6 separate regions of the Homo sapiens genome follow, and all the other regions are linked to region 1. The links are chromatin contacts, found by Hi-C or POLR2A ChIA-PET in ENCODE. All regions are on one chromosome and are shown on one strand. The core of a region is the stretch at or near the end of the contact, and the rest is flanking DNA. Distances in the headings are between cores, read along the strand shown. Region 1 holds the start of ARPC1B (actin related protein 2/3 complex subunit 1B). Region 2 holds the start of GNB2 (G protein subunit beta 2). Region 3 holds the start of MEPCE (methylphosphate capping enzyme). Region 4 holds the start of FBXO24 (F-box protein 24). Region 5 holds the start of SRRT (serrate, RNA effector molecule). Region 6 holds the start of BRI3 (brain protein I3).

Region 1 (4,279 bases), core at 1,738-4,237:
GTTGCAGTTAGCTGAGATTGTGCCACTGCACTGCAGCCTGGGCGACAGAGTGAAACTCCGCCACCTCCAAATAAAAAAAAAAAAGAAGAAGAAGAAGAAGAAGAAGCTGGGCGCGGTGGCTCACGCCTGTAATCCTAGCACTTTGGGAAGCCGAGGTGGGCGGATCACCTGAGGTCAGCAGTTCGAGACCAGCCTGGCCAACATGGTGAAACCCCGTCTCTACTAAAAATATAAAAATTAGCCGGGCATATTGGCATGTACCTGTAATCCCAGCTACCTGAGAGGCTGAGGCAGGAGAATCACTGGAACCCGGGAGGCAGATGCTGCAGTGAGTCAAGGTAGTGTCACCACACTCCAGCCTGGGCAACAGAACAAGACACTGTCTCAAAAAAAAAAAAAAAAAAAGAAAGCACGTATAAGGCAGGCGTGGAGGCTCATGCCTGTAACCCCAGCACTTTGGGAGGCCAAGGCAGGAGGATCGCTTAAGGCCAGGAGTTTGAGGCCAGCCTGGACAACACAGCAAAACCCTACCTCTACTAAACATTTAAAAATTAGCTGGGCATGGAGGAACATACCTGTAATCCCAGCTACTCAGGAGGATCCCTTGAGCCCAGGAGTTTGGGGCTAAAGTGAGTTATGATCAAGCCATGGCACTATAGCCTGGGCAACACAATGAGACCCGGACTCCAGAAAAAAAGAAAAAGACCTATCAATGGATTATGTACAGACATATGTAAGAAACAAACTTTACCGGCATCTATCAGGGCGATTTTACCCAGACCTTTCACCATTCTCCCCCTGAAGCAAGCCTGAGACATTTTTTGTTTGCTTTTTTTTTTTTTTTTGGAGACAGAGTCTCGCTTTGTAACCCCAGGCTGGAGTGCAACGGCATGATCTTGGCTCACCGCAACCTCCGCCTCCCAGGTTCTAGCGATTCTCCTGCCTCAGCCTCCTGAGTAGCTGGGATTACAGGTGCCCACCACCACACCTGGCTAATTTTGTATTTTTAGTAGTGACGGGGTTTCACCACGTTGGTCAGGCTGGTCTCGAACTCCCGACCTCAGGTAATCTGCCTGCCTCGGCCTCCCAAAGTGCTGGAATTACAGGCGTGAGCCACCGCGCCCAGCCTGTTTGCTTTTTACCTTCAGTTTGTACAGGAGGAAACCCAGGCTCAGACAAAAGCAACGATTTGTTCAAAGTCACTCGGCTTCTACTAAATGACGCAGCTTGGGACTCTGACCCCAAATCTTGGAGGCCAGGAAGTTAGGTTCACCTGGGGGAACACTATGATCAAGGTGAGCAACAAACGCACGTTTATACTGTCAGCGCCTGACACGCTGCCAGGTGTCTTGCAGTATTGCATTTCAGCCTCCCAGTCTTTAAGGTTCCCATTTTCCAGATAAGGAAAGTTGAGGCTGGCAGGAGTTGGGTGGCTTACCAGTCACTGGCCAGTGAAGGGAGAAGCTGGCACTCCTACCTAGGTCCCTAAGATTTTATTTATTTATTTAGAGACGGAGTCTGGCTCTGTTGCCAAGGCTGCAGTGCAGTGGTACAGTCTTGGCTCACTGCCAAGGCAGGTTCAAGCAATTCTCTTGCCTCATCCTCCTAAGTAGCTGGGATTACAGGCATGTTACGTGGCTTTTTTTTTTTTTTTTGAGACGGAGTCTTGCTCTGTTGCCCAGGCTGGAGTGCAATGGCGTGATCTCGGCTCACTGCAACCTCTGCCTCCCGGGTTCAAGCAATTCTCCTGCCTCAGCCTCCTGAGTAGCTGGGATTACAGGTGCGTGCCACCATGCCTGGGTAATTTTTGTATTTTTAGTAGAGACAGGGTTTCACCATGTCGGTCAGGCTAGTCTCGAACTCCTGACCTCAAGTGATCCGTCCACCTCGACTCCCAAAGTGTTGGGATTACAGGCATGAGCCACAGCGCCTGGCTACATTTTATTTATTTATTTTAATAGAGAAAGGGTCTCGCAATGCTGTCCATGCTGGCCTCCAACTCCTGGCCTCAAGCGATCCTCCCGCCTGGGCCTCTCAAAATGCTAGGATTCTATGTGTGAGCCACCGCGCCCGGCCGGGATGGGTGGTGGTAGCCTCCGGGCTGCATTGGCAGAGGAGGCAGGGGGAGGTCTGACTCCCCAGGCTTGCACTCCTGATCCCTTCACTGCCCGCGGGTGCAGCCCGGCCCCGCCCCGCCCTAGGCGGCCTGGCTGCTCTCCCAGCGCCTCCGGAAAGGGAGGGGCTGCTCGGATCTGCCCTGGCCGCGGAGCCCTGCAGCTGAGGGGGTGCGTTCCGGGACCCCGCCAGCCAGGCCCGCCCCGTACGGGACCCCTCGGACCTGGCCCGGGGGAGGCGGGTGGGAGCAGCGGGAGCGGCCAGGAGGGCAGGGGCGGGGCGGCAGGAGACGCCAGCTCATTTCCCGGCGGCTGCAACCCGGAAGGCTCCGGGGATGGAGGGGAAGTGACTGGGTGTGGGGCCCCGCCGGCCCGAAGTAACGGGGCTACACCGACCGACCGCGGGGCAAGGCTGGGGATGGGGGCCGGGGAGCAGGGGCGGAAGGCACGAGGCGGAAGCTTGGGGCCGGGGGCTGGGGACGCCCCGAGGGCGCCCGGTGCGCTGGGAGCCCGCGTTTCCACAGTCTGGCCCTGCGGCCACCCCCGCGCCCCCTCCAATCCCAGGGCTCCCTCTCCTTTCCGTGAGCCCCTCGTCCCCGCGCCCCCTCCTCTCCATGTGCCCCCACTCATCCCCGTGCCCCTATTGGGCGGCGCCCCACATCTATGCGTCCTCACTTCCAGGCGCCCCCCGGTCCCCTCCTTGCACCCCCTCTCATCCCTCCAGTCCCGCTCACTCCCAGGCGGCGCCCCACATCTACGCGCCCCCCCACCTCCAGGTGGCTCCCCTGACCCCCACCTCCGGGCGCCCCCACGGCCCTCACCTCCCGCGCCCCGGCCGCGGACTCTGGGCAGTCGACGCGCCGAACCGGCTCTGGGCTCCGCGCCGGAGCAGCAGCCACTTCCTCGTGGGCGGGGGGCGGGGCCTGCCGACCTCAGCCCGGTAGGGCCCGGGGGCGGGGACCTGGGGCAGCGGTCGCGAGATCCAGGTCCCGCCCTCCCTTCGGGGTGGGGGTGCTGCCGGTACCCGCGCAGACGTCGGAGCCCAAGGCTCTGTCCGCAGAAGCCGTCCGCAACCACCGTCAATGCTTTACCAATGGGGAAACTGAGGCTGGGAGCCAGGCGCGCAGCCTGAGCCGCCGCTGGGCTGGACCTCCGAGCCTGGGCCGGGCGCACGGCCCCCGGGGACTGCCGGGCGCAGGGTCGGGGAGTCACGTCCTCTGAGCCCGGACGGCGGGTACTGCGGGCTCCGCGCTCACACGCAGGTGAGCGGCTAGCGAGCCCTGCAGCCCCGTCGGCAGCCAGCGAGGAGCTCCCTTCACGCTGATGCCGGTGGGCGCCAACTGTGCAGGCCCTGGGCGGGGAGCAGGCGGTCCGGGCGTGGCCAGGGCAGCCCGGCCCCGCCCCCTTGGCCCTCCGTGTCCTCGCCACGAAACAGGGGTGCTGTCCCCGGGCAGGGTGACACTGGCCGCCCCTGCTGACGCTGGCCGGCCAGTTAACTTCTTTCCTTTCTGTTTTACGTCAATCGGCTTCACTTCTTTAAGTTACCCGGTTAGCCTTGCAGAGCCGCCTGATTGCGGGTCTTGGGCTAGGTGGTCCCCGGAGTCTTCCCATCCTGACCCTCTGCCTCTTCAGTGGATACGTGGCCTGGCGGCCAGGCAGATGGAAGAGACCCCAGTGAAAACCTTACCTCGGCCGGTCGCGGTGGCTCACGCCTGTAATCTCAGCACTTTGGGAGGCCGAGGCGGGAGGATCACGAGCTCAGATCGAGACCATCCTGGCTATCACGGTGAAACCTCGTCTCTACTAAACAATACAAAAATTAGCCAGGCGTGGTGGCGCATGCCTGTAATCCCAGCTACTCGGGAGGCTGAGGTAGAAGAATCGCTTGAATCTAGGAGGCAGAGGTTGCAGTGAGCCGAGATCGCGCCATTACACTCCAGCCTGGGCGACAGAGTGAGACTCTGTTTCAAAAAAAAAAAAAATTAGCTGCAAGGAGCCCCATGGCGTGATGGAGCGCTGCTGTAATCCCAGCTACTCGGGAGGCTGAGGCACGAGAATTGCTTGAACCCCGGGGGCAGAGGCTGCAGTGAGCCAAGATGGGGCCCCTGCACGCCAGCCTGGCAACAGAGCGAGACTTCCTCTCAAACAACAACAAAAACCTTCCC
Region 2 (3,818 bases), core at 1-2,500, 1.3 Mb before region 1:
GACATTTCCCCTCCTTGTAAGTTCAGCTTTCTACGCCAGTGCCAAGGGGTGACCCTCAAAATCGGGGGATGGGGGGTGCGGGCAGAACTCCTTACTCTACCCAACCCCCAGGCCCGCACAAAGCCTCTTCCACCTACTAGCAGCCCAGGCCTGGCGGCACCGCCGGAGGCCCAGGGCAGAAGGAAGCACGGCTGGAGGAAGAAACTGGGGGCGGGGGCGACGTTCTCAGCCCTCGGTCCCCATCACCCCCCAGGGCCCTCAGCAGCCCCCAGACTCTAGGGATATAGCAGCCGGCGCTCCATAGAGAAATGAGGGTGCAACCGCCTCCGCAGGTCTGGCGGGGCTCAGGAGAGTGACGGGAGGGTCCCTGGATCTGGCAGCTGGAAGGCGCGGGCTGGTGCGGCGCTGCGAAGCGCAGTGGGCCTGGCCCTCCAGCCCCTACGACCTCCATTTTGCCTAAAAGAAAGCTGGGCGGGGGGCGGGCGCCTGGGAGCTGGGCTTGGGGTGAGGATCTGTAAAGGGAATAGGGCGCCGAGGGCTCCAGTTTCGGCGAGTGGGGCCAGAAACCACGGGCAGCACCCAAATCGTGGGTAGGGTGGAGACGAAAGGAAGGGTGGCGCGCGGCCTTGCCTGCTTCTCCCCGATTTTGGAGTTGTGCAAGGCGAGGGCCGGCAGGGGTGCGACAGTGGAGGACACGAGGGGTGCTCCCCGGGGGCAGGCGGGAGGGTGGCGGTGGGGAAAGGGGGCGGGGCGGGGCCTAGAGGAAGCCCGGAATTTAGCCCCCCAACTTCCGAGGGAGCAAGAGGCAGTCGGGGCTGGGCTGGGGTCTGGGGTCGGGCAAAAACTTCGCTGATGGTGCGGGGAAGCGCACGCACGGTGGGGGGCGAGGGTTCCCCAGTTCCCCTTCCGGGTTTGGGAGCGACCGGGCAAGAGGGGAAGGGAGCGGAGGTCTGGGGAGTTACGTCCGCTCCCAGGAGGCCAGCCCCGGGAGACCGAAGGAAGAGAGGTTCCCCTGGGGGAAATTGGGGCTGGGGGGCGAGAGGACTCCTTTTGCCAGCGAAGGTACCTGTGGCGGTGGGACTCTGCGGCGGAGGTCGCTGGCGGTGCGCGGGCGGCGCTGTCTTCCTCCGCGGCGGAGGCGGCGGCGGCGGCGGCGGCGGCGGCGGCGGCGGCGCGGATGGATTTCCTCAGTGGCCCCAGCCCCGCCGCCAGCGCTGCCTCCCCAGAGCGGAGGGATCCCGCCCGCCAGTGACGCGGCTGCCGCCGCCGCGCCCAGGACCCGGCTGGGCGAGACCAACTGCCTCGCACTTGGGGGAAGCCAGGAGACAAAACCCCACCGAGGGAGCAAAGACGGGCCCAGTCGCTCCCAAGGTTCTCACCCTACGCTTTGTGGACGCAAACCGTACTCAAAGGGTTTGCTTCACGGAAAGGAGTAAGACATCCCCCCTCTGGGACTGGAGGAGGTGGTACTGGCATATGAGGAGGGTGAGACCGCTCGCTGGTCACGTGATCAGCCTCCCGCCCCGCCTGGAATGGGTGGCTCCAGACTGGGAAGGGGAGTTCGACGCCCCAGTTCCCGGTTGGGCCACGCCCCGGCCCTGAGGAGGCCACGCCCCTCACCAGGGGGCGGAGCTAAAGAGACCTGGACGGGGCCGGCCTCGAGGCTGCTGGAAGAAGAAGCGCGATTCCGAGAAAGTCCCCGAGCGGGAGTGGGTAGGGGCTGATGCGGGCGCCCCGGGAATGCCATGAGAAGGGTCGTGTCCAGGCATTTCCTCAGCCTCGCCCACTGGGCCTTTGTAGACCCCCTTTCAGGGCTTGCCACTGAAATAACAACTCATTTATTGAGAGCCACACTTTTTTTTTTTGAGACGGAGTCTCTCTCTGTCGCCCAGGCTGGAGTGCTATCTCAACTCACTGCAACCTCCGCCGCCCGGGTGCAAGCGATTCTCCTGCCTCAGCCTCCTGAGTAGCTGGGACTACAGGCGTGTGCCACCACACCCGGCTAATTTTTTGTATTTTTAGTAGAGACGGGGTTTCACGGTGTTAGCCAGGATGGTCTCCATCTCCTGACCTCGTGATCTGCCTGTCTCGGCCTCCCAAAGTGCTGGGATTACAGGCGTGAGCCACCGCGCCTGGCCCGACACTTATTTTTTAATTGGAGTACAGTGACGCGATTGTAGGTCACTGCCACCTCAATCTCCTCGGCTCAAGTGATCTTCCTGCCTCAGCCTCCCTAGTACCTGGGACCACAGGCGTGCCCCAGCCACCATGCCCAGCTAATTTTTAAATTTTTGGTAGAGGTGGGGTCTTGCTATGCTGCCCAGGCTGACATATGTTAAGTCTCACAATACTGGGAAATTAAGTGCTAACATTCTCCCCATTTTCTTTTCTTTTCTTTTTTTTTTTTTTGGAGACAGGGTCTCACTCTGTCGCCCAGGCTGAAGTGCAGTGGCATGATCTCGGCTCACTGCAACCTCCGCCTCCTGGGTTCAGGCGATTCTCCTGCCTCAGCCTCTGGAGTAGGTGGGATTACAGGCGCCCGCCACCATGCCCAGCTAATTTTTTTTTGTATTTTTAGTAGAGACGAGGTTTCACCATGTCGGCCAGGCTGGTCTCAAACTCCTGACCTCAGGTGATGTGCCCGTCTCGGCCTCCCAAAGTGCTGGGATTACAGGCGTGAGCCACCGCGCCCAGCCTTCTCCCCATTTTCTAATAGTGGAAAGAGACCTGAGGCTGCAGAGTTTAGATATGAACCCAGGCAGCCAAAACTTTACTGTACATTCCAGTTTATCTGTATGAGCCTCTAGATGAACCCCTTCCTCCAGGGACCTTGCCTGTAAAGGGACAAGAACGTAGGTCTAGGCCTCAGTTTCCACATCTGTTAAATGGGGATGTTGACAGCATCTGCCCTCCAAGTCCCGGATTCTTACTGAGAACCCCATCGATTGTGGAAATGCTTTGGGAAGTTCAAGGCAACGAATAGCCTTCACTGAGTCCTTGTAATTTGAAAGTATCAAAACACGCAGCCATAAGAAAGAACGAGATGGGGCTCACGCCTGTAATCCTAGCACTGTGAGAGGCCGAGGCGGGTGGATCACTTGAGGTCAGGAGTTTGAGACAAGCCTGGCCAATATGGTGAAACCCCGTCTCTGCTAAAAATACAAACATTAGCTGGGCGTGGTGGCACACACCTGTAATCCCAGCTACTCAGGAGGCTGAGGCAGGAGAATTGCTTGAACCCGGGAGGCGGAGGTTGCAGTGAGCCAAAATCACACCACTCACTGCACTCCGGCCTGGGCAACAGAGCAAGACTTTGACTCAAGAAGAAGAAAGAAAGACAAAAGAAGAAAAAGTAAAAGAAAGAAAAGGAGGGAAGGAAGGGAAGGAAAGAAAAAAAGAAAGGAAAGAGAAAGGAAGAGAGAAAAAAGAAGAAATCATGTCCTTTGCAGCAACATGGATGCAGAAAAGAGAGAGAGAGAGAAAGAGAAAGAAAAGAGAGAAGGAAGGAAGGGAAAGAAAGAAAGAAGAAACAAAAGAAAAGAAAAGAAGAAGAAATCGTGTCCTTTGCAGTAACATGGATGCAGCTAGAGGCTTTTATCCTAAGTGGATAAATTTCTGCAGGAACAGAAAACCAAACACTGCATGTTCTCACTTATAAGTAGGAGCTAAACACTGGGTACTCATGAACATAAAGATGGGAACAATAGACACGGGGGATTACTAGAGGGGGGAAGGGTTGAAAAACTACCTATTGGGTACTGTACCCCAGGTGACGGGATCAATTGTACCCCAAACTTCAGCATCACAAGATATACCCA
Region 3 (4,223 bases), core at 716-3,215, 1.1 Mb before region 1:
CAGACCCCTCTTTTGAGGATCTGGGTCATAACCTTCCCTGCTACATTCCCATTTAATCTCATCTTCACACCTGGCCCCTATTCCAAGAGCCTCTGGACCCTCTTACCGTGACGAAGACAACATTGTTGGGGAAGACTGATGTGTCCGCTCCATCCAAGGGCACTTGGGGGGCAGCGATGGGACCCCGGCTGGCAGTCAGCGAGGCTGGGAAGCAGCTCCTCTTTCGAACGGTGGTGGTCCCTTCCTCACCCTCTGCCCCCGGGTCCCCTTCCAAAGTCTGGGGTGGGAGACGCAGCTCCTCGGAAAGGTAGTGTCGGATGTTTTGGCGGGCAGAATGGATGAGCCGGGAATCGATATCCAGGCCCACCATGCGGGACGGGCCCCACTTGCAGGCAATGCTCAGGGTCAGATGGCCCACATTGCAGCCCAGATCTAGGACGTCCCGGCCCCGAAACCACTCAGGCTTCAACACCCGAAGGCGCCCATCCTCACAGGAAGGATTGCGGTACCCATAGTATTTGCAATAATTCCCATACTGGAACTTGCGCTGTTGCTTTTTGAAGCCTGCTGCAGGCAGTGGGTGGTGGTGGTGGTGGCGGCCTCCCCAACTCCCTCGGCCCTTTTCCTTGGAACCCTGGCCTCCACCCCTAGCCCCTGCCTCCGACTTGCTGGAAGTCCTGCGACGTTTGCGATGTCGGGAGGAGGAAGATGGGGGTGCAGAGATAACTGAGGCAGCTGGAGGGGCTGATAGGGAGCCTGAGGGACCCTGCAGAGCAGATGGAAGGGGAGACACCACTTCATCCCTGCAGTTGATGGCTGTGTTGAGTTCATAGGGTTGGGGGGCATCCCGGTTCTGGCCCCTGTGCCGCGGCTGCTGTGAGGCGCCCTCCCCGTGGAGTAAGGGGGTGAGAGGGGCTGTGGGCGGCACGGGGTGACTCTCACTCCCTCCGGCTGCCTGCTGCTGCTGGTGGTGCTGTCCCCGGTGTCTATGCCGCTTCCGACCAGTCTTGAGTGGCGAAGCAAGAACTACATGGCCCTCATCAGTGCAAGTATTGAGACTGAGCGGGTCAGTAATATCTTTGGGGATGAGGATCTCCACCGGATCTCGCCCTTTGGCCGGAAGGGGGGATGACTTAGGGGTCTCCGCGTTGAGAGTGCGGCTCACTTCCTCATCCAGGAGGCTATTCAGGTTCAGGGGATCAAAGATATTGCCCCCCAGGAGGAAGTTGGAGGGTAACACAGAGTCACAGTCCGAATTCACCCGCCTGCGCCTCTTGAAGGCCGGATGTTTGAAGCCTCCCCCGCCTCCCCCTACATTACAGCTATTTCTCCTCTTGCCCCCGCCCCCCCCAGGTGGCCGGTGGGGCTGATAGCCATTGCGGGGTCGAGGAGGAGCAGGGGGACCCAGCTCTGTCCCGCCCCCTCCCCGGCGCTCCTCCCCCACGTCCGGGGGAGCGGCTCGCCCCGGGGGATCCGACAGGCGGGCCTCCCCATGCGACTGCGCCTGGGGGCCGCCCCCTCGGTGCTGCTGCGCCTGGGGACCACTGGAGGAGGTGGCCGCGGCCCCGGGGCTTTCCCGACCGACCGCAGCGGCTGGGGACCCCGCAGATGGCGCGCAACGACCCGGACCACGCTCCGTCCCGCCGCGGAGCTCCCCAGAGGCGGCCTCTTGGTGCGGTGGCACCGTGGGGCCGCCCCCTCCGCCCGACTCATCTTTGAGCGGCGGCGGCGGGGCCGGCACCAGAAACGGCTCCTTCTCCGCCGCCATCTCGATCATTTCCTCCCCTTATTCCGTGCCAGTCGGGGTAACGAGGGGGATCAGGGGGCCTAACCCCCCCTGCCTGGACCCTGCTCCCTTCCCCCCTTTCCCGAGTGCGCGCGCAGCTCTGCTCTTCACGCCTAGTCTCGCGCCCAAGCGCCTCCCCGCCAAGTGCGCCCTACTAGCCCGCGAGACCAAAACAAGAGGCCCGCGAGACCCGAACTACTCGAGGACTCAACCGCGCGTGCGCCGACCCCTTTCTCCTCCGCCACTACCACCCGGCCGCGAGCGCGCACGGTGAGCGCGCGTTCCCTTCGCCCGGGAACCACGCATGCGCACTCCGCCACCACCCTGGTTGCGCGCGCATCAGACTACGAACCAACTTAACGGCTCTGGGAGTTTAAATATAACCCCCCCACAGCCCCCGCAAAAGCCCACCACCCCAAACTGACACCCTACTTCCCTGCGCAGCTATGTCCGGCCCTACTGATCTCCTTTGTCTCTGCCGCGCGATCCCACCCACCGTAGGCGGGGGACGGGAGCTGGTGTGAAAAGGTCTCCTTGACACCCGACCCTTGTTCCTGAGGAATGAGTCTCAGCGGTCTCCGCCCGGCTCTAAATCCAACAACCTCCCCACCCCGCCTCCTTCCTCCCCCCTAGTGGGCAGCGCCTGCGCACACCCTTTTGGGCTTGCGCGGGTAGAGGCAGCACGTGCTGAAACTGGCGCCCCGCCCCCCGTCTTAGGGGTTGGGCCTGTGACGTCGCTTCCTTAAGTTTGGTAAACGCAGCGTGCGTCAGCGCGATCCGGAGGGGCGGGGCTTCCTGACGAAGGGCGGGGCTCATGAATTATTCATGAGCTGTTGGTAGCAAACCTCCCCCCCTCTGCCCACCTTCTTAGAAGCGCTTCCGAGGGAGCGGAGGGGAGACCCTACAAAGCCAAGGAAGGGCGGGAGTGGAACTGGGCTCAGTAAAACGCGATAGGTCATTATAACTCACCCCCCTTGAAAATATTCTCTGCTGAATTGGGGAAAAATAAAAAGCACTAAAACAGCCGATGTTGTCCAACTTCCTCTTCCCCCGAAACGGCTGAGTCGTTCTCTGGCTCCTCTACCTTCCCCCAATCGCAATCACCTGGAGACGCCACACCACGCCTTCCTCTCCGCCTCAACACCCACGACCCGAACCCCAACGCATCCGCCCACTCCCGACGCCCGCTCACTGGCCCGTCAGTTCGCGGGCCTCTCAACACCCACCGCGGCGCCACGCCGACTTATATACCAGCGAGTGTGGGCGGGGACGGGGGTTCGGTCCGCGCTGGGCCCCCCCAGCTTCTGCCAATGAGGAAGAAGCGAGTCTACGCCGTTTTCCCGGGGAGATGCGCCGCCCGGTCTCCCTGCCAGCGGAGTGCTGGGCCGAGGACAGGGCGGCAGGGGTGACAGTGGGGTCCAGGAGAGTCTCAAAATCCTAAGGTGAGGGCGTGAAGGAGACCAGCAGGAAGAGGAGGAATTAGAGAACGGAAAGAGGGAGGAAAAGGCAGTCTGAAACAGAAAAGTTAGTAGATGTGCTTCAGGAACAATCAGGCGCCGCGGCCGCCGCCTAAAAATATGTGACACCAAAGAGGATTCTGGGATTTGTAGTTTTCCCGGGACGTTCGGGTGGAAGATGGCGGATTTACCTCAGCTGCGGAAACGCAGACGCTGTTTCCAGTTGCGCATGCGCCTCGGCCCCGCGAGCGCACCGCCCTCGGGTGGAGCTAGTGCTCAGGGCGTCCTCGTGCCTTTTCTTGGTGGCGGGAAACCTGGGTTGAGGTGTGAGGGGCTTGCGGAGTCGCTGCGGCAGCTGGTTCCGCCCATCGCCTTTAGGTCCTCCTTGCTCCTGAAGGTAGCCAGCTAGTTTCTGGTTGTAGGTGAAGGTGCTAGGCGCTGCCAGTCCTGGCACCCGTTGCCTGAGGAGAAACTTTCTCAGGGCGACAACCAGCCCTTCGCCCTTTTTCCTCAGAATCTGTCGCCCCCAAGAAACAGACAAAAAAAAAATAGCCCAGTCTCCTGGCGGGCACCAACGATATGAGTGAGAATAAGGATCACGGGGCCTCGGCAGGAGTGGGGGTGGAGGGGAGATTCCCTCATGGTGGGAGGAAGGAAGGGAGGGGACGGGGAAGAGAGAGGGGGACGTGTGGCTCAGGGACACCGACTTGAACCGCTATCCCTGAGAGAGAATAAGGGGTGAGGGAAGAGAGGAAAAATGGGAGCGCCCCACAAATGGGAAGAACTTCTCTGCAAAACTTCTTCCCTTTGGATTGCAGGTGGATTTGGAATTGGGGCTTTTTTTTTTTTTTTTTTAAAGACTGTCTCGCTCTGTCGCCCAGGCTGGAGTGCAGTGGCGCAGTCTCGGCTCACTGCAACCCCCACCTCCTGGGTTCAAGCGATTCCCCTGCCTCAGCCTCCCGAGGAGCTGGGACTACAGG
Region 4 (3,719 bases), core at 975-3,474, 1.2 Mb before region 1:
CCAGCCCTCACCACACAGTGTCACAGATCCGTTCATTGACTGCACCAGACTGACCACCCAAATTCCCTTATGTATGGTGCCTAGCCATGGCTAGGCTGGGATGCCTGAGATGGAATTTTAATTCTTCAGCAACTACTCAGGAATATCAACCTCTGAGATGTGAACTAAGGAGAAAGCAACTTCAGTGACTTATTTCTGGGCAACCTACCACATAGGGAGGGGACTGCATTAGGGACTCATGCCACTTAGAAAGGAAGATCTCCAAGTAGACAGAAAGGTATTTTCCATTCCTCTTGCATTTGGGTCCCCTTTATCCACTCCATTTCACCCCAGGAGGCAAACGAGAGGTTGTGAATAGAAAAAGTCCACTGTGGGCCAGGCTTTGTGGCTCACGCTTATAATCCCAGCACTTCGGGAGGCCGAGGTGGGAGCATTGCTTGAGCCCAGGAGTTTGAGATCAGCCTGGGCAACATAGTAGGACCCTGTCTCTACAAAAAATACAATTAGCTGGCATGGTGGTGCGTGCTTGTAGTCCCAGTTACTCGGGAGGCTGAGGTGGGAGGTTGAGGCTGCAGTGAGCTGCGATCAAGCCACTGCACTCCAGCCTGGGCAACAGAGCGACTCTGTCTCAAAAGAAAGAAAAAGTCCACTGTGGGCCGGGTGCGGTGGCTCACGCCTGTGATCCCAGTACTTTGGGAGGCAGAGGCAGGATCGCTTGAGGTCAAAAGTTTGAGACCAGCCTGGGCAACATAGCAAAACCCCATCTCTACAAAAATTGAAAATAAATTAGCCAGGTGCAGTGGTGCCGCCCGTGGTCCCAGCTACTTGGGAGGCTGAGGCAGGAGGATCACTTGAGCCCAGGCATTCAAGGCTGCAGTGAGCCATGACTGCACCACTGCACTCCAGCCTGGGCGACAGAATCAGACCTTCTTAAAAAAAAAAAAAAAAAGGCCGGGCGCGGTGGCTCACGCCTGTAATGCCAGCACTTTGGGAGGCCGAGGAGGGCATATTGCCTGAGCTCCTGAGTTTGCGACCAGCCTGGGCAACACGGTGAAACCCCGTCTCTACTAAAATACAAAAAATTAGCCGGGTGTGGTGGCGGGCGCCTGTAGTCCCAGCTACTCGGGAGGCTGAGGCAGGAGAATTGCTTGAACCCGGACAGTGGAGGTTGCTGTGAGCCGAGATCGCGCCACTGCACTCCAGCCTGGGCGACTGAGCGAGACTCCATCTCAAAAAATAAAAAAATAAAAAGAGGAAGGGAACGGAAGGGAGAGGGAGGGAGGGAGGAAGAGAGGAAGGGAGTGAAAACATCCACTGTGAAAACTGAGGGAGCGGGAAAGGGCTGTGCGTGGAGGATCCAGAGACCTGGTTTCTAGAGCAAGCCAGCTGTCAGGAACTTGCTGTTCGCTCTTGCTAACGCATCAACTTCCCTCTGCCTCAGTTTCTGCATTCGTAGCACCAAGGGCGTGTTCTAGGCGGTGAGATCCTTTCTAAGCCTCTAAAACCCCGTGGTCTGGTCCCCTCTCCATTCCTGTCCAGGGGAGCTCCTCGGGTGAGACGGCAGACCGTGCAACGCTGCACCTACACCCTCCCTCCTCGAGCTGGGCATCTCCAGGCTCTGGGAAGCCCCCCGCCCGCCCCCAGCCCGGGGGTCCCGAGACCCCTGCCAGAGGCTTCACAGTCGGAGGTCCCCCCGCTGCCCCTTCAGCTGCGACAACCGCCAGTGCACTGGCCTCAAGCAGTCGCCCGAATCCCCTCAAGCCCTGGACGCCGGCTAGCCCCCTAACACGTCCAGCTCGCACTCGCCACTGCAGCGGCGAACTGCGTTCCCGGCCGGCCAGGGGCTCCGCGTTCATTCTTAACCTCAGTCTTAAAGTTCTAGCTCACCCGCCTCCTCCTTAGCAAAGGGACCGCCTTCTCGCCCATGCTATTGGTAGGTAGAGCCGTCCCTCAGAGAAGAGGCAGGTCCAGATTCCCTTCGGAGGCTCTAATTGGCCTTCTTGACAGTCACTCGCCTGTATCTGGCTTACGATTGGTCTTTGGGGGACGAGGACTAGGCACCCCCTGCTTGCGGTCCCTCGGCCCGTTTTCCTGCTAGTGGAGTGCCGGTGTCCCCTCCTCTTGGTTGGACCTGATTGGCTCCACCTCCCGATCTGAGCATTGTGATTGGGTGCAGCTGCGCTGGGCGGGACGGCCTGGAGCGTCGGCCGTTGGCGAGCGCTCTATCCTTGTTCCCCTCCCTTCTCTCGTCAGACTCCGGCGCCGGAGCTCCACCCCCACTGACGGGTTCTGATTGGCCGCTTCTGACGCGTCTCGGGGCCACGATTGGTCCGTCCGGTCCCGGACACCGCTCCCTCCCCCTTGAGGCAACTACGGCGGCTCCAAGGAGGGGGTGGGGGAAGGAGGGACGGCCGGTCCCGTCAGTCAGGCAGCGGGAGCCGCCGGGAGCGGATGGCGGCGGCCGTAGCGGCTCCACTCGCCGCCGGGGGTGAGGAGGCGGCAGCCACGACCTCCGTGCCCGGGTCTCCAGGTCTGCCGGGGAGACGCAGTGCAGAGCGGGCCCTAGAGGAGGCCGTGGCCACCGGGACCCTGAACCTGTCTAACCGGCGCTTGAAGCACTTCCCCCGGGGCGCGGCCCGTAGCTACGACCTGTCAGACATCACCCAGGCTGGTGAGTGCAGCCGGGCCCCGGGCCCAACCGGGTCCCTCATTTGCATAGCCCCACCCCGGGCCCCGCCCGGCCCGGGAGTCGGGCCCGCCCCTTCACCTGGCGGCCAGGGTTGCTGCCCCTCCTGATTGCCCTAAACCTGCAGCCATCCTCTCCCATCTTTGAGAACCCCCTAGACAATGAACGTGCTTCTCGTTTGCACAGAACGCCCTGCGCCTCCGAGCGTTGGGAGAGATTCCTCCTTTCTCTTTATTTGCATATCTGCGCACCTGTAGGATGGTCCCGCCCCTCACCTGGTTGGCTTATTTACATGATCTCTTAACCTCAGCTCCAATCGGTCTATGAAGCAGTCCCCACGAGCTCCTCTAATAACTGCTTTCTCTCCCTCTTCATCTACACCTCTTAACCCCCGTCCCACCGAGATCCGAGCAGCCCCGGGCACCCCCTTCCCAGTGACTGGCCCCTAAGCCCGAGGTTTCTGCTTTCTGTGCCGCAACCCCGCCCCCTAAGGTCCTGGCCCTCTCCACTGTCCACGCAGCTCTCCAGCCTATGGGAAAGAAACAAATCTCTACCTCCCCTCACTCTTTTCTCCCTGAGCTCTTCCGCCTATTATCCCCAACCGGCTTATCTGAGATTCCTCCTCCTCCTTCCTAAGCCTGTGAGGTCACTGTGGAGCCTGTGACCTCATAGGGATCTTAGAATTCCCATTTCAGTTTCTGCTTTCCCCCGGGGGAGGGACTTGAGGCCGTTGCTGGAGGGAAGGAAATCTTATCTCCTAGCTGGGAGTGCTGGCCAGCTAGAGACTGTCCTTCCACGCCTCCACCCGCAGGATCTGTCCAACCATGCACCCTCCACCCTGGTGTCTGTGGATGGTAGGGGGTGGGGGACTTAACTGTGACAGGTGAGTCAAGCCTCAGCTACTCAGGAGGCAGCCTATGACCTTGGGCCGGCAGCTGGGGGTGGGGATCAGGATCAGGGAGGAGGACTGCATTCCCGAAGCCTCACCCCAGCCCAGGCCTCTTCCTCCTCTCATCTGCACGGTGGGGGACCA
Region 5 (4,093 bases), core at 1,061-3,560, 1.5 Mb before region 1:
AGTCTTGCTCTGTCGCCAGGCCGGAGTGCAGGGGTGTGATCTCAGCTCACTACAACCTGTGCCTCCTGGGTTCAAGCAATTCTCCTGTCTCAGCCTCCCAAGTAGCTGGGACTACAGGCGCGCACCACCATGCCTGGCTAACTTTTGTATTTTTAGTAGAGACAGGGTTTCACAATGTTGGCCAGGATGGTCTCAATCTCTCGATCTCGTGATCTGCCCGTCTCGGCCTCCCAAAGTGCTGGGATTTCAGGTGTGAGCCACTGGGCCCGGCTGGCTTTTTTTTTTTAACTCTTTGCTGTCACTGCCTTGATGTTTGGTAAAGCATCAGCGGTTTTACCCATCATTGCTATGGCACCAACAGTGGAAATGGCAATAATATGTAAACATTACCACAAAAACTAATTTTAGCCTCGGAGACCCCCTATGGTCTGTGGACATCCTGAGAAACAGGACTCTAACCAAACTAGAATATGCTAAAATCACACGTTATGTCCACAACTCCAAGCTGTTCATGTCACTCGTGTCTGGGGAATTCCCACTCATCTTTCCAAGTCTAGCCAAGTGTCACTTTCCAGTGGGTCCCTGACACACAACCTCCAGCACCGCTCCCCTCCTTTAGAGATCTGTTCCCTCAATGCTTACCCTCTTTATAACTTCCACTATATATACTCATTTACAGAATACATCCACTGCCATTCTGATCCCCCATGCCAAGCTCACTGTAACACCCTAAGGTCAATAACCACATCTTATAATCAATCCAATCAGCACCGCCCTATGAACTCTGAGATTTTAGGCAAAACAGTGACAAGAAACCTAATCATATATTGTCAGGGAAATAATCTGACGACCTCTCCAGTCAGATCAACTCTATATTATTATTTTTCTGAAGCAATCCTCCTAAAATATAATTTACAACCTGGGCAACAGAGCAAGACGCTGTCTCTACAAAAAATAATTTTAGACCAAGCACTGGCTCATGCCTGTAATCCCAGCACTTTGGGAGGTCGAGCTGGGTGGATTACCTAAAGTCGAGAGTTCCAAACCAGCCTAGCCAACATGGTGAAACCCCGTCTCTACTAAAAATACAAAAATTAGACGGGCGTGGTGGCAGGTGCCTGTAATCCCAGCTACTCGGGAGGCTGAGGCAGGAGAATTACTTGAACCCCAGAGGCGAAGGTTGCAGTGAGCCAAGATTGCGCCATTGCACTCCAGCCTGGGCGACAGGGCAAGACTCTGTCTCGAAATAACAATAATAATTTTTAAAAGTTAGGCGGGCGTGATGGCCTCCCCCTGGAGTCCCAGCTTCTCAAGAGGCTGAGGCGGGAGGCTCGGTTGAGCCCGGGAGGTGGAGGCTGCTACGACTGCATCAATGCACTCCAGCCAGGGCAGCAGAACAAGACCCCATCTCAATAACAAAACAAAAAAAAGCAAAAAAGCACGCTTTTCGTGCATGTATAAACAGTGCTTCTTCATACTCAAACTCTTAGCTCTATAGCTCTGATCTGCAGAGAATTTCAAAAACCAAGCCACAGCTAGTTATTTGGCCAACAGCAAATAGGCTGAACCACAGAAAACGGTCCAATGAGCCATTTCATAGGATTCGCCCTCATAAAAATTACAAGGGGGAGAAAGAAAAGCGACGCGGGTGGAGTGAAACGGCATGAAACGGGGACAAGATGAAGTTAAAAACGGCTCACCTGTCATTCCAATCGTCCCCTCGACGTCTTTCATCTCTCTCGCGGGAACGGTCGTAGTCGCTGCGCTCTCTTCTGAACTTGTCCCTGCGCCTTCGATCGTACTCGTCATCACTGTCACCCATGGCACGGTCTGAGGGGGCCTGGGGACCGGGGAGAGGCGGTAGGAGTGGTGCAAAAGGACGAGCGGAGGAAGGGACCGTCCCTCGCGGGCAGCTCGCCCGCTTCCCTCCCGCCAAGGCCAGCCCTCCGCGGCCCCCACCATCCTAGGCCTGAGAACGCGGCTCCAACACCTCCACTCGCCCCGAGTTTCTCCGCGCCCGCCCCCGTGGACCCCGGTTCCTCTCCCGCCCCAGCGGGGCCCCCCAGGCTCCTCCCCTCCCCCACCTTGGTGCGGCCGCGGCCGTTGGACTCGCGCTCGGACGGGCTAGATTTCAGGGCGACCTGGGTCGCGGGCGCGCGACGAGGACTTCGAGGAGGGCGAGACGGAGACGGAGCTCTTGAGTAGAGGGCCGAAGAGAGGCGAACAAAAGTGGGACAACCGGGGATGGGCAGTAGCGCGCGCAGCCCGCGCTGCGCCTGCGTCACCCACGCCTCCGAGGCACAAAGCTCCACCCTCGCGGCCGGAACTGGAACTAACAAACCGAGCGCGAAGGGCGGGGAGAGCAGGGCGTGATGGGAAAGGGGCGGGGATCTCGCAAGTCTCGCGCGGCTTTTCGAGACGATAACGGCTCGAGCGTTAGGAACTACGGGACCTCGGCTGGGCCAAGCGCGGCCTCGGGAGGCGAACAAGCCCTCTGGGCGCGAAGGGAGAGCGGAAGTCGAGGATCGCGCGACCCCAGATGTGTCGGGGTCCTAAGACGGTTCTCATCCAGCCATGTTCCCCCCACGGGCCTCCTGACCTCACCGGGGGTGATTTCGTCCCCTCCTCGGGCAGGGCGTGGGCTTGGGAAGCGCGGGCGCTTAGGGGATGGAAGGTGGAAGCAACCATTTTAAAGCATCGTATCCCACCATTTTCTGCTCCAAATATCCAGCCAAAATTGGGTGCCACAGTGCGCACTAAATGCAAAGTCCGCCGTTCCTGCTTTTCCTCGACAAAGACGCCCCGTCTTTAAGTAAAATTGGCAGATCTCAGTCTTAACCCCGCTCAGTATTTGGATGAAATAGGCTGTAAGTTAACGCCCTAAACAGAGTATGGACCGCCCAGATTCAATGGATTACCACCCCCGGGAGTAACACCAAGGCCCCTCTCAGTGAATTGAGTGTGAGACTTAATAGGAAGACCAGCTGAGATGGCTCACGCCTGCAATCCCAGCGCTTTGGGAGGCCGACGTGGGAGAATCACTTGAGCCCAGGAGTTGGAGACCTGCCTGGGCAACATAGCAAGGCCCCTTTACAGAATATTTAGGGCCAGGCACATTGGCTCACACCTGTGATCCCAGCACTTGGGAAGGTCGAGGAGGGAGGACTTAAGCCCAAGAGTTCAGGACTAGCCTGGGCAACATAGCAAGATCCCATCTACACACAAAAAAATAATAACTGGGCTTGGTGGGATGCCCCTGTGGTCCTAGCTACTGGGGAGGCTAAGCCAGGAGGACTGTTTGAGCCCAGGAGTTCAGGGCTGCAGTGAGCCTTGATTGCACCACTGCACTCTAGCCTGGGGAACAGAGTGAGGCCCTGTCTCAAAATAGATACATAGAGGAAATCTTGCCTCCTCCCTGAGGCGTGCTTGCTCCCAGCACTGAGAGGAGGGTAGTGACGGATTACAAGAGTTGTCAAAAAAAACTGGACCTGAGTCAAAAAGACCCAGGTTCCACCATTTAAGAACCATGCAATCTGGGGGAGTCACCTCTCAGCTCTGACATCCTCACATGTAAAAATGCAGACAGTGGCCAAGGGCGGTGGCTCACGCCTGTAATCCCAGCACTTTGGTTGGGTGAAGCGGGCAGATCACTTGAGGTCAGGAGTTCAAGACCACCCTGACCAAGGTGGTGAAACCCCGTCTCTACTAAAAATACAAAATTAGCCAGACGTGGTGGCGGGCGCCTGTAATCCCAGCTACTCAAGAGGCTGAGGCAAGAGAATCACTTGAACCTGGGAGGCAGAGGTTGCAGTGAGCCGAGATGGCACCACTGCATTCCAGCCTGGGTGACAGAGCCAGACTCCGTCTCAAAAAAAAAAGAAAAAAAATGCAGGCAGTAACAATGACTGGGCCTGTAATGGGCTACTGGGAGAATCAGATGAGACAACAGACTTGGAAGTGTTTTGTAAACTCGAGGGATTATTATTTCTTGATTGGAGAAAGAGAAGACAGCATTTGGTGACAAAGTCATACAGGTGGATGTCAGGGAGAGTGATCAATCAAAGGATGGGAACTGGAACTGAGAACCCAGCAG
Region 6 (3,749 bases), core at 582-3,081, 1.1 Mb after region 1:
TAATGTTTCTGCTGGGTGGTGACCAACTGTGTCAAACTGACGTCCCAGTTAGGGTTTGTCACGGGGTCCCTGTGCAGGCAAGCAGCCACAACCTGCCCCCGAGGTCCCAGCCTCTTGTCCCCACCTCTAGGTTGCCCTTCCTTCCCAGGAAGTTGCCTGCTAAGGCTCTGAAATCACTCACTTCCCCGTGACTCCACTCTAGGCCTTACACACACACTTTTGAAATCAAGTCTAAGTCCAAACCAGGGTTTCTTAATTCCATCTCAGTGGCTTCAACTTCCTCCTCCGAGACACAGCTGAAAACCCTGTCCCGGCCAACTCTGCCCCTACTTTCTAAGCAATCTGAACACCCCCAGCTGCCAAGGGTTTATATTTAATTAATCCTTATTTAAATGTGAATCCTCAAAACCTCCACAAAACAAGCCTCTAGCTGCACCTCGGGGCCCTATAAAAACCAAAAAGCGTGTGCAGGTCCAATGCGAGGATATGAAAAAAATAACTCCTGCCTCAAAGAAACACGGGGTTTCCATCCTGGTCCAGCTCGTGGAAGAGCGTTTCAAGCCAACTTTGGATAAAGCAGCTCTTACGGCCGTCGCTTCTCCCACTGAGGTCTGTCCTGCTGGTGCACTTACTTCCAAATGCCCCTTCCGGGAAAATGAAACCTTCCACCACCTTCGACGATCAACTGCAGAGTAAACTTGCGGAAAGTGAAGGAAAAAGCAGACACCTGATTCCTTGCAAGTCCCAGAACAAAGACGAAAGGACCACGAGTCCCGTTGTTACCATTTCTACATCCCAATCACTTGGGGTGCAATGCCCCAAGATCTAGGAAAAGGAATCCACCCTTTTGCCCCCACAAAATGTGTTCAGAGCCAAGGGTGAGCGGACCCGCACTCTCCCACACCGCATTCGGGCAGCCTGTCTGTCCCTCCCATAAAGGGCTCTGGTCAAGATCCAAGTCAAGCCGGACCCACTCCCACAAGCAGAGCTGTGAGGTCCTGGGGGTTAGGGCGGGGGTCCTCAGAGCTTCCAGGGCCAGTCCCCAGGCTGCAGACCCACTCACCTGCAGACAGGACAGCCTCCTACGACCACGATAGAGTTGGCAGGATAGCGGGTGACGGTCCGGCTGTGGATGTTGTAGACCCTGGGATGGTGGGTGGGTATCCCTGTGGGCGGGAAAGCAGGTCATTAGGGTGCAGGGAGGAGAAATCGGACCGCCACGGGGACTACTCATCCTGTCCCCTCAACCTCCACCCCGCTAAAAAAGCCCCCGGTCTTTTCCACCCTCGGGACGGCCACCGCGGGCCTGATTCGGCGCTAATCTGCCAACAGCGAGCGCCTCGTGACACAAAGTTCATCTGGGGCAGGGATCCGGCCCCGCCGGGTTACGACGGGCCCGAGGACTAGAGCCCCGGGGGGGAGGCTGGCCCTCGGCGGCGCCGGGTCCCGAAGCCAGCCCGGGGACCTCCAGCTCCAGGAAGGACCCCCGGGCGGGCCCCACCCGCCTCCGGACCCACGTCCCCCGACCGGGCTTGCCACCTCGGAAGCCGCCGGCGGGGAAAGTTGGTTACGGGCCCACCTGTGACGAGGTAGGGGTAGGGCGGCGGCGGGGGCGCGGCGGGGATGGCGCCGTAGCCGTGCGGGCCGCACGCGTAGTCGCCCTGGCCGGCCTCCAGGTTGTAGGCGGGCGGCCGCTCCTGCAGCAGCGGCTTGTGGTCCATGGCGGCCCGGCCGCGCCCGCCGCTCCGGCCCGGCTCGGCTCGGTCGGCCCCGGCGGGGGACGCGGCGGCGGCGGCGGGGACGCGGCGGACCGGGTGGCTCGGGCCCCTCTGAGGCAGACGCGGGGCGGGGCGGGGCGGGCGCGAGCCGCGGGCTTCCCCCGCCCTCCCGGGCCCAGTCACAAGACCGGGGTCACGTGGGCGGCGGGAGGCGGGGCTCGGGGGCGGGGCCGGCGGGGCGTCTTAAAGGGGCCGCGCCCTCCCGAAGCCGCCCCGCCGGCGGCGCCTCTGCACTCCGCCCCGCCCCGCCGCCGCTGCTCTCTAGACCTCCCGTGGCGGGGAGACCCCCCCCCCCGCCCATCCCCCACGACGACCCAGAGACGCCCCATAGGGTCATGACCTTTAGGGCTCGCGGATGCACCCCCACCTCCCCCTACGCCCCGATCTCCCAGGCCGGCCGAGGTCCCCCTACCGGTGGAGGAGGGGGAGGGCGGGGCCTGAGAGGGGGCGGGGCCGGGTGGGTCCCAGGCCGCCCCAACGCCAGCCCTCTGCCCCTATGATCGCCAGCGCTTCCAGCAATACAAAGGGCACACCCGGGTGTGCACCTCAGCTGCGGCCTGCGCGGTGCTCAGCTGCGGCGCATTCCCTCCGTTTGCCTTTTTTTGGACAATTAGGTGATTGACGGGGGTAGTAGCCAGTGCTTACAAATAACTCCCCCGTTTGGGGACAAAACTATAAATACTGGGCACCTGCCGCGTCTCCTCAGTTTCCCTAATCTTCAGGCAGCCCTGCCAGGTGTTTTGCTTACCCCTGGAGGACAACACGGGATCGGGCTCAGAAGGGGGAGGGATTTGGCTGTGGCAGGTGCGGGTCAGAGCCCGTATCTAAACCTGGGTGTTTTCTGGCCTCGGGGACTGCGTCAGGCGCCCTCGTTGAAACATTTCCTCATACAAGGCTTCACGGGTTGGCCAGGACAACTTTAAAACGAACGATTGGAACGTTCAGGATTGCTTGCGTCCTTAGCGCCTCTGCACCTTTTCAGGGGCACCTGTATCCGTTACTGTATTCTGTCTCCAGTTTTCTCACCTGCATTTTGATATCACCTGCACTGTAGCTCTGGGACGACTACAGCTCTTCTCGAACCGCGCCTTTTTAATTTTTAAAAAAAAAATTTGTAGGGGGTGCTGGGGGGGCTCTCTTGCTCTGTCACCCAGGCTGCAGTAGAGTGACACAGTCATTGCTCAATGCAGTCTCGACCTCCTGGGCCCAAGCCATCCTCCCACCTCAGCCTCCTCAGTAGCTGGGGACCACAGGCACACGCCACCATGCCCAGCTAATTTTTAAAAATTTTTGTATGGGATCTTGCTATGTGCCCAGGCCAGTCTCAAACTGCTGGCCTCAACCAATCCTTTTGCATCAGCCTCCCAAAGTGCTGGAATTACAGATGTCAGCCCCTGCACCCGGCCTTATTTTTATTTTTTAATAAGGGATCATCATTCACATGTATATATACACACACATACATATATATATATATATATATATATATATCTTTTTTTTTTTTTTTTTTAACAGAGTCTCACTCTGTGGCCCAGGCTGGAGTGCAGTGATGCAACCCTGGCTCACTGCAACGTCGACCTCCGGGGCTCAAGTGATCCTCCCATCTCAGCTTCCTAAGTAGCTGGGGACTACAGGTGCACGCCACAGTGCCCAGCTAATTTTTTTTTATATTTTGTAGAGATGGGGTGTTGCTATGTTTCCCAGGCTGGTCTCAAACTCCTGGGCTCAAGTGATCCTCCTCACTCAGCCTCACAAGGTGCTGGGATTATAGGCATGAGCCACCAAGCCCACCTGACCATCATATTTCTTTATCACAAGACCAGCTCTTCGAAGCCCATTCCCATCGATCTTGTACCTGCTGTCCTAGTCATCGTACCCACAGTCCTCGAAAAAGGAACTGAGGGGTGGTCCAGGTACACTAGGGAACTGAGGGGTGGCCCCTGGCACTGATGAACAGCCAGATCAAGAGTG

The links. A loop is a pair of places that touch in the nucleus more often than their neighbours do. ChIA-PET counts read pairs that join two places held with the same protein, here RNA polymerase II (POLR2A). Pooled maps may share reads with other maps.
Region 2: a map of sciatic nerve shows a loop between it and region 1 (26-fold over the local background). The contact joins the promoter of GNB2 here to the promoter of ARPC1B in region 1. A Hi-C loop is called at or near these places in 1 of 168 maps with a recorded cell type or tissue (sciatic nerve), 1 of 37 single-sample maps with no recorded cell type and 7 of 50 pooled maps. POLR2A ChIA-PET finds 5 or more read pairs at or near these places in 1 of 52 experiments (CD4-positive, alpha-beta T cell).
Region 3: a loop to region 1 is called in a pooled map, with 17 times the contacts of the local background. The contact joins the promoter of MEPCE here to the promoter of ARPC1B in region 1. A Hi-C loop is called at or near these places in 2 of 37 single-sample maps with no recorded cell type and 8 of 50 pooled maps. POLR2A ChIA-PET finds 5 or more read pairs at or near these places in 3 of 52 experiments (CD4-positive, alpha-beta memory T cell, PC-9 and activated B cell).
Region 4: a pooled map shows a loop between it and region 1 (34-fold over the local background). The contact joins the promoter of FBXO24 here to the promoter of ARPC1B in region 1. A Hi-C loop is called at or near these places in 1 of 37 single-sample maps with no recorded cell type and 7 of 50 pooled maps. POLR2A ChIA-PET finds 5 or more read pairs at or near these places in 3 of 52 experiments (T-cell, activated B cell and activated T-cell).
Region 5: a pooled map shows a loop between it and region 1 (4-fold over the local background). The contact joins the promoter of SRRT here to the promoter of ARPC1B in region 1. A Hi-C loop is called at or near these places in 5 of 50 pooled maps. POLR2A ChIA-PET finds 5 or more read pairs at or near these places in 2 of 52 experiments (activated B cell and activated T-cell).
Region 6: a loop to region 1 is called in a pooled map, with 8 times the contacts of the local background. The contact joins the promoter of BRI3 here to the promoter of ARPC1B in region 1. A Hi-C loop is called at or near these places in 1 of 37 single-sample maps with no recorded cell type and 8 of 50 pooled maps. POLR2A ChIA-PET finds 5 or more read pairs at or near these places in 1 of 52 experiments (AG04449).

What each region holds. Positions count from the first base shown.
Region 1 is chr7:99,373,438-99,377,716 of GRCh38, reverse strand. ARPC1B (actin related protein 2/3 complex subunit 1B) reads right to left here and starts at 2,987. Exons shown (of 10, transcript NM_005720.4): 1 at 2,936-2,987. RefSeq lists silencers at 2,077-2,716, 2,727-3,606 and an enhancer at 3,907-4,279.
Region 2 is chr7:100,671,172-100,674,989 of GRCh38, reverse strand. GNB2 (G protein subunit beta 2) reads right to left here and starts at 1,250. Exons shown (of 10, transcript NM_005273.4): 1 at 1,067-1,250. RefSeq lists enhancers at 151-230, 431-640 and silencers at 1,071-1,250, 1,501-1,580, 1,591-1,720.
Region 3 is chr7:100,427,573-100,431,795 of GRCh38, reverse strand. It overlaps MEPCE (methylphosphate capping enzyme), which reads right to left and starts at 1,965. Exons shown (of 4, transcript NM_019606.6): 1 at 107-1,965. The coding sequence starts at 1,777. It overlaps ZCWPW1 (zinc finger CW-type and PWWP domain containing 1), which reads left to right and starts at 3,093. Exons shown (of 18, transcript NM_001386010.1): 1 at 3,093-3,228. RefSeq lists enhancers at 1,066-1,145, 2,016-2,155, 3,176-3,405 and silencers at 1,276-1,745, 3,566-3,615.
Region 4 is chr7:100,584,833-100,588,551 of GRCh38, reverse strand. FBXO24 (F-box protein 24) reads right to left here and starts at 2,224. Exons shown (of 10, transcript NM_033506.3): 1 at 1,888-2,224. The coding sequence starts at 1,926. It overlaps LRCH4 (leucine rich repeats and calponin homology domain containing 4), which reads left to right and starts at 2,423. Exons shown (of 18, transcript NM_002319.5): 1 at 2,423-2,671. The coding sequence starts at 2,452. RefSeq lists silencers at 1,546-1,665, 2,426-2,855, 2,896-2,945 and enhancers at 3,087-3,600, 3,601-3,719.
Region 5 is chr7:100,873,320-100,877,412 of GRCh38, reverse strand. It overlaps SRRT (serrate, RNA effector molecule), which reads right to left and starts at 2,310. Exons shown (of 20, transcript NM_015908.6): 1 at 2,085-2,310; 2 at 1,701-1,840. The coding sequence starts at 1,822. TRIP6 (thyroid hormone receptor interactor 6) reads right to left here. Exons shown (of 9, transcript NM_003302.3): 9 at 3,959-4,093. RefSeq lists a silencer at 1,829-2,058 and enhancers at 2,199-2,258, 2,469-2,518, 2,095-2,760, 2,761-3,425.
Region 6 is chr7:98,279,768-98,283,516 of GRCh38, reverse strand. It overlaps BRI3 (brain protein I3), which reads right to left and starts at 1,831. Exons shown (of 3, transcript NM_015379.5): 1 at 1,580-1,831; 2 at 1,064-1,166. The coding sequence starts at 1,721. RefSeq lists silencers at 1,340-1,679, 1,810-2,319 and an enhancer at 2,016-3,000.